2 separate regions of the Mus musculus genome follow, and region 2 is linked to region 1. Evidence: chromatin loops called from intact Hi-C (ENCODE). Cell type or tissue: heart. All regions are shown on one strand. Each heading gives the region's core, and the rest is flanking DNA. Links, peaks and the distances in the headings are about the cores only.

Region 1 (5,376 bases), core at 218-5,217:
CTCCCTCTCTCAAAACATTGCCAGGTCAGTGAGTCTGGCCCAAAAGACCCCATCTTTGAAAACCTCTCCTTGGAAAACCTAAAATATTTTACCTATTTCTTTCATAATTATTCTTGGCTATACTGAGAAACATTGTAAAGCTCTTGATAAACATTTACTAATTTTCTTTTCCCACAAAGACTGTGAGGTTAGCTACCATTTCCTCTGGTTATAACTGAGAACTCCCAGGCACAGAAAGAATTCTGTGACTCCTCAGGGGGATGGGCAACAACCATGTTTCCTTTCTTTTCTTCTTCTTCTTCTTCTTTTTTTTTTTTTTTTTTTTTTTTTTTTTTTTTTTTTTTTTTGGTTTTTTGAGACACAGTTTCTCTGTGTAGCCCTGGCTGTCCTGGAACTCACTCTGTAGATCAGGCTGGCCTCGAACTCAGAGATCTGCCTGCCTTTGCCTCCTGAGTGCTGGGATTAAAGGTGTGTACCACCATGCCCGGCCCATGTCTCCTTTCATTTGGACATACCGAGGTGCCAGGCCAATGTCTATGCATCTCTAAATGTTAGCATCATGGCATGCATGAAGGGCACCCGGTAAAGGGTGGTGGTGGTAACAAGGGACTTGTGACACAAAGTGAAGCAAAGGGAACTGAAAACTAGTGGTGACAAAGGGTCTGAAATATTACTGATTTAGCACAGGATTATTAGACTGGTGTTAACTGGGTTTGAAACTTAAAGTTTCTTGTCTTTTTTCATTTTTGTTTGCTTGTGTTTTGGGATTTTTGTTTGTTGTTTAGGATTTTTTGTTTGCTTGCTTTTTTTCCTCCCCCAAACAATGAAACCACTTTCTCTGTGCAGCCCTAGCCGTCCTGGAACTCACTCTGTAGACCAGGCTGGTCTTGAATTCACAGAGCTCCATCTGCCTCTGCCTCCTAAGTGCTAGGGTTAAACTCACATTTTCAAAGCCTCTCAGAACAATTGGATTACTTGCCGTTGGAGTTCAGGAGAGGAAGAGCCACACTCAGAGCACTCTGAAGGGAAGCTAGGTAAAGTAGGTACAGGACAGGTTCCCCCCAACTGTAGAGAGTGGGGGACTTTGGCTAACTCCATAAACACAGCACATAACTGAACAGAGACCGTAACACATACGTGTGCTCACATGGACATGGGTAACCCTTTATAACTAATGATCAAATGGGACTTCTCACTGTCTTGACAGAAACACAGCTTTGATAAACACGTTTCCTACTTGCTTACCCCTGCTTTGCGGCTCTGGGGAGTCAAACCCAGGACTAGGGCAGGCAAGCTCTCTACTCCTGAGCTACACCCTGGCCCAACTGTCTGAAGGAATTGTGTTCTCTTGTTCTTTGGGGCTTTTGCCAACCCACATACTCCACCATTTTCTCATCTTGTCTCCTTCCTTGAATTTCATGTTCGTGGCTTTCCAAAACCAGCCCTTCCCTGGTTCCCTCACATCCCAGCCTCACTTCACCTTCTCTAGTGGCTTGTCTCCTTCACCCCCTTGCCAATCTGAGGCTTCCATCTCAACAGCTGGGTGGGCAGACACCAGGATAGCACAGTCTCAGGTTCCCCACAGACTTCTAACTTACTGCTTCTGTGACCTGAGTGCCCCAGGTAGTGGGCAGGTTGGCTCCAGAACTCGGAGCAAAACCATGGCAACTGCCAACACAGAGCTCAGGCCCCTCTCTACCCTGTTCACTCATGCCTCAGGGTGGCAGCCAACTATCTCCTTCAGCTGGGATCTGGACTAGGTAAGTCAGTGAGCCACGTGTGCTGTCCCCCCCACCCCACTTTTTTTTGGGGGGGTTGTGTGTCAGTGCTTACAGCTGACTAGGACCAAATGGCACACCTCTGGCCAGAAGCTATTGATTTTAAACCTCGGTAAAGTTTCTGAAGTAATTTTCCTGGATGGACACCACTCCGCAGTTATTCCGGAGGCTTATTGAGAGAGAAAGTGTGTGTATTGGGGGCGCGGGGGCGGGGAGGGGAGAGTTGTAACAGTCTTTTCCAGAACAAAGGACTAAAAGGTGTGCTGAAAGAGAGAATGGAATATAATAAATCTCTACTGAAATACACTGCTAGCGCCCTGTAGCCATCTAGTTAATAAATGATTGTGTGGAGTGATGTTTGGGTTGCTTTAAGGGCACTTACAAAAGTACCAGCTGGCATGTATTTCATTAATCTCACCAAAACCTTCCTGGGAGTAGGTGCCAAGTAGTGACCCTGTTTCATAATGAGCCTGGGTAGCCGAGGTCCTATCACTTGCCTTAAGTCAGTGGCCACTGAAACAGAAGTAAGGCTTTTGGTTGGATTCGGAGTGCTCTGGCTTCTCCAGCATGCCAGCGGGAGGCCGGGGCGACCGAGCAAACACTTATCAGCAGTGTCTTGAGCTGCAGGCATGGTTCCGGCTGATGGGTGCTCAGCCGCTCGGTCAGGACAAGCTTTGTCCCTAGCAGGGCACCAGCGCCCCCTCGTGTCTTTCCCCAGCTAGCGTAGCGAGTTGCCCGGTGTAAAAGACCGTTGCAGCTGCAGTTTATCCATTTAAGCCATGTTTCCCCTGGAACGCTGGGTTCCATCTCCAGGGCCTCTTGGATGTCGCTCAGTTTGATCATGTTCTCCCTATTCTTTGGTGGCCTCTGGGTCAGCCAATAGAACTTCCCTCTGTCCATCTAGCCTCACAGGTCAGGACATGGCAGCTCTTACCAGCTCCAAGGCTGGACAGGCCAGGAGACCCTGGGGTTTGGGGCGAGTTCCTTTTCTGTCCAGAAATAAACTATTCTCTGTACTATTATGTTTAGCAAATTGTGGAGAGGAGATGGGGACAATCAAAGTCCCTACTTCTCTGCTTCACTTTGGAAGACCTGCTCCCTGAGGATTATTTCACAGCTAAGGACAACCATGTTGGTAAGAGGAAGGCAAAAGAAAGCCTCCTAGACACTCTATAAAATTGTCAGTAAACAATGTGTTTGAAAATGTAGAACATGCATTACCTCTGTCCATCCTGGGGAGAGCCTTAAGGAGAAAAAAATTGACAATAGTGGCATTCTGAAGATGTCACTAGGATAAATAAAATGTTATGTCACATATCTGTCCCCCGTGTCCAAGTGCTATTCTACGCCTAAAGCTCCTGAGCTGAGAGCAGCAGCATGTGCACACGGTTCCGTTTTTGAATATGCACTAAAAAGGTGTTGGAGTATATGCTCCAAAAGCCCCCAGGGGATGGCCCTCATTCTGCTTCCTCTGTCCTGCTGCTAAGCTGGCCAGGGCGGGACCTTGTAATAGTCGTGTCCAGGAAGGCACAAGACCTAGGACTGTTGTAAGGTCAAGGCCAGTCTGGACAACACAGCACAATTTTGTCTCAAAAAACAAAACTTAAAAATGTATTATGAAGAGACAGTGGAAAGACTGGAGTGGGAGGACAAACTAGGAGGGGGATAGTTGGCAGAGTGCTTTCTTATCACGCAGAATGTCCTGGGTTTCATGCCCAGCACTACAGAAACCAGACGCACATGCCTGTAATCTCAGCATTCTGGAGAAGGGAGAAGACTATTACAAGTTCAAGTCCAGCCTGGCCTATTGTCAGTACAGATTCAGTTTTAGTCACCCAGACTACATGGATATTCTGTCTCAACAAATAAACAAACAAACAAACAAAACCCCAAACCCCCAAAATTGTCACATACATCATCCAAAAGTGGCATGAGATATGAAATAACACTGAAAAAAATTTTAAAAAGATTTGAATAAACACATACATGTGTATATTACTTGTATATACACACACCTACATTTGAAAAAGAAACAGATGTTTTAAAAACAAAAGGCTTAGCTATTCTGGTCTCTTCATTCACTCTCTTCTCCAACCCCTTTCACTCCAAAAGCCTCCAGTAAGTCCCAAGCTCTGCATGGCTGCCCTATTTACATGATGGCTTACTCTCAAGCCTGGGGAGTAGCCTGAACCGACAATTGATAACAGCCAGAGAAGTGGCTCAAATACAACTGTAAGTAAAACCAAACACAAATCCATTGCTTTTGGGAAACATTCAAAATTCAATTGGTCAGAATAAAATTTTTCTGTAGGGCAAGTTAACTCATCTAACAGTGTTATTCATTGCAACATATATTTCTAAAAGCTATAAATCATGGGATAGTGAGATGGTTCAGTGGATAAGGGCTTTGCCTCCAAGTGTGATGACAGCCTGAGTTTGACCACTAGGACCCACATGTGCAAGCAAAGAATCAACCCTCCAAATTGTCCTTTGGCCAGATGGTGGTGGCACATGCCTTTAGTCCCAGAACTTGGGAGACAGAGGCAGGAGGATCTCTGTCTTTGAACCCAGCCAGGTCTACAAATCAAGTTTCAGGACAGCCAGTGATGCACAGAGAAACTCTGTCTCAAAAAACAAAACAAAAATTGTCCTCTGATCTACACACACACACACACACACACACACACACCTCCCCACAAAGTGTTTTTTAAACCTACTCACCAGGTTTATTAGATATCTGTGAGGTGGGTGAGAGCTGAGGCCTGTTAGTTTGCCCACAGTTCATTTTATACAGGTTGGCATTCTTTACTACATAGACTGGCCTCATAGTAATTATATGTTACTCCCTACCATAGGTCCACAAAACAGAGCTTCCAATTTTCTTGTTATATTATTTGAATTAAGCATAGAAAGCAGTTCTTAGTATCTCCTTGAACTTTGCATCACAGATCTGAAGATCCGTTTCTCTCCTCTTCTAAGTGGCACAGAAACTTTTTATTCCCGCAAAGAACTCTTCTCTATCTCTTTCCTTAATGAGAAACTCAAGGGTATCTTTAGAATTGCTAAAGAAGGTGTTTTGATTATAAGGCAAATGATTCAATTGTGTAACTAAAGTTTTATCAAAACCCCTAGAAAAGGAAGGCATTCAATTCTTATCACGGTTGTAGCACTGTATCAGCAAACCTTGTGGACTGCTCCCAGACAAGGCCTTGGCACCCCTACTCCAAGGTCACCAGGGTCTGAATCATTACTTAAGTAGGGCTTGAGGGAATCAAGAAAGCTCTGAAACTGTATGTGAGAACTCATTAAAGACTTAGGAAGCAGGCTCCAACAGCTATAATCTAGGTATGTGCACCTTTCAACAGTGGTTTGGAGGATTAGGTAGGTCTTTAAGTCTAAGTCATGGAAGCCCTCAAACAGAGGCACTGAAGAGTACCCCATTCAGGCTCGTGTTGAGAGGAGAGGTGCAGGGGAAGACTGCAAGATTGGCAATCTAACTAACCGTAGTTCAGCCTCAAATCAAGTATCTGGGGATTAAAGTAAGTCCAGAGCTTTCATGACCACATACAGTGAAGTTCAAATGTCATAGGCTTTCCTT
Region 2 (5,376 bases), core at 205-5,204, 160 kb before region 1:
CTCAGTGCCAGAAAACAAACATTACTTCACATGTTATGCTAAGTGAATGCTAGATTTAAAAGGCCATTTGGTATATGATCATATGTATAGGAAAAATCCAAAGTAGGCAAGTCCATAAAAACAGAAAAGCCCAGAGGTTGCAAGGCATATAGGAAAGGAGAAAAGTCACTGGGAATGGTTATGAATTTATTCAGAGCAATGATACGACACAAGACAAACCTCCTTAGCTAGACTCACAGCCATGGACAACAAGACCACAACACTCCAGACAACGTCAAACCACTTCTCACCATCAAGTATTTTTTCTCCTCTTGGTCTTGGCACATGGAGATGGCATCTTGAGGTGGAACCATATTCCAAAGTCCATCACTTCCCAGGATAATATACTTGTGCTTCCGGGGGTCAAGAGTGTGGACACTGGTGTCTGGTTCAGGTGACACCACAAACTTACCACTGAAGAAATCATAGCTCCACAAGTCACCTAGGGAAAGGGGGCAGAAGAAGCACTATTACTTTCAAGAGAGGCACATCACTGACTAAAGGACAGTCCCTAGTCTGTTCCTATAGGTGCACAACAACTGACAATATTTAAAACCCATACAATCACACTAGGGACAAGAGAATTCCCTCGACATGCTCAAGAACCAGCATGGGGATTTGCAGCAAACGCCCTCCGTAACCTTCAAGTAGGGCTAAAGAAAACTGCAAAGCGAACTAAGCACTCTCAGAATACCCGTGTTTTCTCTCATTTGTGGTTCTGAGATTTTAAGCAGATATATAAGTTCATGTATTTATAGAATGAAGTTAGAAATGAAACTATCTAGGGGAAACATTGGGGACTAGTGAAAGAGGGATGTCAGGAATGAGATAGGAGGACGTGCTGAACAATATACCCAAAGTACAAAAACACTTAAATAAAAATGACCTGCTGTAGGTTAAGGTCAGGGCTTGTAACCCTGTACAATTTAAATACCAATGAAAAAATATAAATCAAAACTATGCCGTGGGGTAGAGATATGCATCAGAAATAAGTGTACTTGCATAGAACGTACAAAGACGTAGGTTTGAGCCCCAGAATCAGGAAAATAATTAAGGACATAACTTCTTGAACAACAACAAAAGAATACTATGTCTTGACTGCCACCTTTCTCCCAATACTACGCTGGAGTTCTTTCTCAGCCCAGTAGGATGATTAAAAACACAGATGAATTGAATAGGAGGAAATTATTCATGGGTAATTTCATTGCACAAAGAAAACCAAATAAGTTATTAAAGCTAAGTATAATAGCACACACACCGAATCCCACTCTTCTGAGGAATGGGGGAGGAGGGTTGATTCCAAGTTTGAGCCAGCCATGGCAACTCAGTAGGACCCCATTATGAAATTAAAAAGGACTCACAGTGCAGCTCAGCAGCAGAATGCTTGCTAGCATATGAGGCCCTGGGTTCAAACCCCAGCACCACAAACAGCCCTGCAAGCTTGTTAAACCCAACAGAGAGAAGTCAATATATACATATATACATATATGGTTTTTGAGACAGGGTCTCTCTGTATAGCCTGGCTGTCCTGGAACTCACTTTGCAGACCAAGATGACATCAAACTCAGAGATTTGCCTTGCCTCTCCCTCCCAAGTACACACACCAACAAGTTTAGAATAAATATTTTAAAATGAAGCATGGTTGACATTTGCTTTTGAATGACTATCATCTTCTCAGCCCACTTCCACCCCTAGAGAATGCCTTTTTCTTTCTTAATTAAATATAGAGAATATAGATTTAATAGGCACTGGGCCAGTGAGAAGGTTCAGTAGCTAAGGGTGACTGACATCCTGAGCTTGATCCTCTGGACCCACATACTAGAAGGACAGAACTGTCTCTCAAAAGTTGTCCTCTGACCTCTGCATGTATGCGGTGGCATGAATGCACACACACAAATGCATAAATAAATGAAAAAATTATAAAGAACAGGCATTAAGAAGACAGAGGGGTTGGAGAGTTGGCTCAGTAGTTAAGAACACACTGGCTGTTCTTCCAGAGGATCATAGTTCAAGTCCCAGTATCCACATGATGGCTCACAGCCAACAATAACTCTAGTCTCATGGGATCTGAAACCCTCTTCTGGCCTCTAAGGGCACACTGCACATATACATGTTGCAGACACATATGTGTAAGGAAAATAGCCATACACATAAAATTTGTTAAAAAGAAAGAAATTTAAAGCAGGCTAAAGAAGAGGCACTTAGGAAAAGGGCAGAACACACATTCCCAAGATACAGATGACAAGCTAAGAGAGTTATCTGAAAAGTACTTGAGATTGGGGTTTGAAATTGCTTTGAATTCATTAGTAAAAATCCCTAGAGTCTAAAAATTTTAATTCATCACGACATACTTATAGCCAGCTCCCTAATAGCATCACAGGATGTCTTTTCTGTAGATCAAAGGGGAAGCCTTGGGAACTGGCAGCTGCTTGCCTGCTGGCGGTCATGCCCCTTTGCATCAGTAGAGGGTGCTGAAAGGACACCAGGAGCGCTCCTCTGGTTCCAGGGCTTGCTCCCAGAACACCTGACAGCTCACAAGTCCAAGTATCAGCAACTGTCAGACCACTAACCAACTTCCCCAAACGGTCATCAACTCTGTGGCCACTGGCCTCCCCCCTGTGGCTGACCTACCACAAGGATTCCCAATACCTGCTTCAGTGATCTAGTATCAAAACTATAATCAAAATAACCTTTTATGACATAAATGTTGAGGTGAGTCATGGTGAGTAGTCACTGACTATAATAGCAGCACTTGTGAGGTAGAGGCAGGAGAATCAGGAGTTTAAAGACAGCTCAGGGGCTGGAGAGATGGCTCAGTGGTTAAAAGCACCGACTGCTCTTCCAGGGGTTCTGAGTTCAAATCCCAGCAACCAGAGGGTGGCTCACAACCACCTGTAATGGGATCCAATGCCCTCTTCTGGTATGTATGAAGAGAGCAATGGTGTACTCATATAGAAGGAAGGAAGGAAGGAAGGAAGGAAGGAAGGAAGGAAGGAAGGAAGAGAGGAGAGAGCAAGCTCAACTACATACCCAATTCTTCACGTCAGCCTGTGCTATAAGAGACCCCATCTAAAAAAATTTTTTTTTAATTTTTTATAAAATGACTAGAGAGAATGGGTCAGTGAGTGATTTGGTGGGTAAAAGGACTTGCACCAAGCCTGACATCCTAAAATAAATCCCCAGCACACAAATGATGGAAAAAAAAATTCTTGAAGATGGTCTCAAACCTCCTTAAGAGCACTGTGGCATGCGTATAGCTGCATAATTTTCATTCCCAGCCTAAAGACCATGATACTCTTAGTACACCTGTGTCTTGAAACTCATCATGGCTACCTCACCAACTCAAGCCTTTTTGCTTATTTTTGAGACAGGGTGTCTTGTATGCCAATAGATCTTGACTCAGAGTCATTATGTAGCTGAAGAAGACCTTAAACTTCTGATCCTTCTGCCTCCACCTCCCAAGTCCTGGGATTGCATGTGTGCACTCTGACAGCTCGTTTATTCAGTACTGGGATGTAACACAGGCTGTGTGATGCTAGGCAGGTACTCTAGCATCTGAGCCACATGCCCAGCCTAATTCCAGCACTGTGATAATTTCTGATAACACTATATCATCTTTCCCACATCGGGATCCACTTCTGAAATATTTTTCACAAAACTAGTCCACTCTCCACTTTCCAGATGGAGCTAACACAATACTTCCTAAAAGTGGCATTTCTATCACAATGTATAAAGTATTTTTTTCTTTCTAAAAAAGTTTTTTAAAAAAATCAGCACTGTCTCTTTCTTTCAAGGGATTTCCTGGTGTAAAATTACTTCATTTACTTCTTCACTGTCTTCACTCCCAGCTGCAAGGCATTGTTCCATGACAGCAGTCTTCTGCATTACACATCCAAGGCTTACCAAAACACCTGACACTAGGGGACTCAGCTATCTACTTAAAGAAAACAAACTTATTTCCTCATAGAATTTTTTTTATTCATTTTTATTTTATGTGCATTGGTGTTTTGCCTCCATATATATCTGTATGAGGATGTAATATCCCCTGTAACTGGAATTACAGACAGTTGTGAGCTGTCGTATAGATTCTGGGAATTGAAATAGGGTTTTTTGGAAGAGCAGGCAATGCTCTTAACTGCTAAGCCGTATCCCAGCCCCAAGAGTTTTCTTTAGAAAAACTACCCCTATGTAGAAGAGGCAAAGCAGGTATTTCATTAGTTCTGACTCAGGAGTCTCAGCTACACATCGTGATAACACCTGTAGTTCCAGGCAGTTGGGAAAGAGAGAAAGGATGTTCATTATGAGAACAAGGCTATGGGGGCCGTACATTTATATCAGGCCAGCCTGGGCTACAATGAGATCTCAAGAATAAAACAAAACAAGAATACTTCTCCCATGCAGTCCCCCCTACTCTTAGGAGTTCTCTCTCAATTTTCCATAAAAAAATCAATGTTCATCCTGTTCAAAAAAAAAAAAAAAAAATCTAGTCTTCATTCTAAAACCAGAAGACTAGGAAAAAATTATTTTCATTTTGGCATGAACAATTTATTTTGCTAAAGAAAAACAGACAAACAAGCAAACTAACAAACAAAAAACTTCTGAAGCTTAAGAATACTAAGGGCTAGCCAGGCAGTGGTGGCACATGCCTTTAATCCCAGCACTTGGAAGGCAGAGGCAGGCAGATTTCTGAGTTCAAGGCCAGCCTGGTCTACAGAGTGAGTTCTAGTACAGCCAGGGAAACACAGAGAAACCCTGTCTCGGAAAAAAAAAAGGAACACTAAGGGCTGACATGAACAAGAATATTGAAAATGGTTTATAATCATAGCATGAAGCCTGGACAGGCATGCAGGTATATAGGTATCTGATGAGTACTGGCAGATTCTGAGATCTCTGAGTATTCCTAAGTACAGAGGAAAACAAGTAAGACCGCAGACATTAATCTTAAGAAAGAGCAAGCAGTGCTGAAATACAGGCTTTACCTCTTCCCTCGCATTTAAAATACTGTCATGCAGTTTCATCATCTCTAATCTCACCATGTAAGGTCTCATCTCTCCATAGCATCTTTCCTCTCACCACTGTATAGAGCAGAAATAAATACAACATGATTTTACCAAATGTAAGTCCATCTTACCAAGCGCTCTTGCTACAGCCAGAAAAGGAATCTGGTCAATGACTGTGCTCCTTCTGACAGGTCCACTGTGAGTGAGCCGGGGCCTTTTCCAAACTACTCGGTTCACTCCAGACTTGTTCATCACACTAGAAAGTGAACAGAGTCGTAAGCAGTGTAAATGATTAAAATACAACTAAGCCTGACATGTTAGGAATTCATACAATGAG

The links. Hi-C counts contacts between places; a loop is a spot of excess contacts. Peaks named below come from ENCODE experiments on the same cell type or tissue, not always from the same donor. Only the 100,000 strongest peaks of a DNase experiment are listed, where the experiment ranks them.
Region 2: it touches region 1 in a loop (2.8-fold over the local background); 10 of 42 quality-filtered maps call a loop at or near these places.

What each region holds. Positions count from the first base shown.
Region 1 is chr11:85,167,332-85,172,707 of GRCm38, reverse strand. 1700125H20Rik (RIKEN cDNA 1700125H20 gene) reads right to left here and starts at 1,612. Exons shown (of 6, transcript NM_028589.1): 1 at 1,481-1,612. The coding sequence starts at 1,531. In heart, for the core only: no CTCF peak of the experiment used is centred there; a DNase peak (open chromatin) is centred at 2,457; H3K4me3 peaks cover 800 bases; H3K27ac peaks cover 784 bases.
Region 2 is chr11:85,332,170-85,337,545 of GRCm38, reverse strand. Ppm1d (protein phosphatase 1D magnesium-dependent, delta isoform) reads right to left here. Exons shown (of 6, transcript NM_016910.3): 3 at 5,171-5,295; 4 at 291-481. Among named protein-coding and RNA genes, the nearest start is that of Bcas3, 18 kb to the left of the region's middle. In heart, for the core only: a CTCF peak has its summit at 2,490; a DNase peak (open chromatin) is centred at 2,535.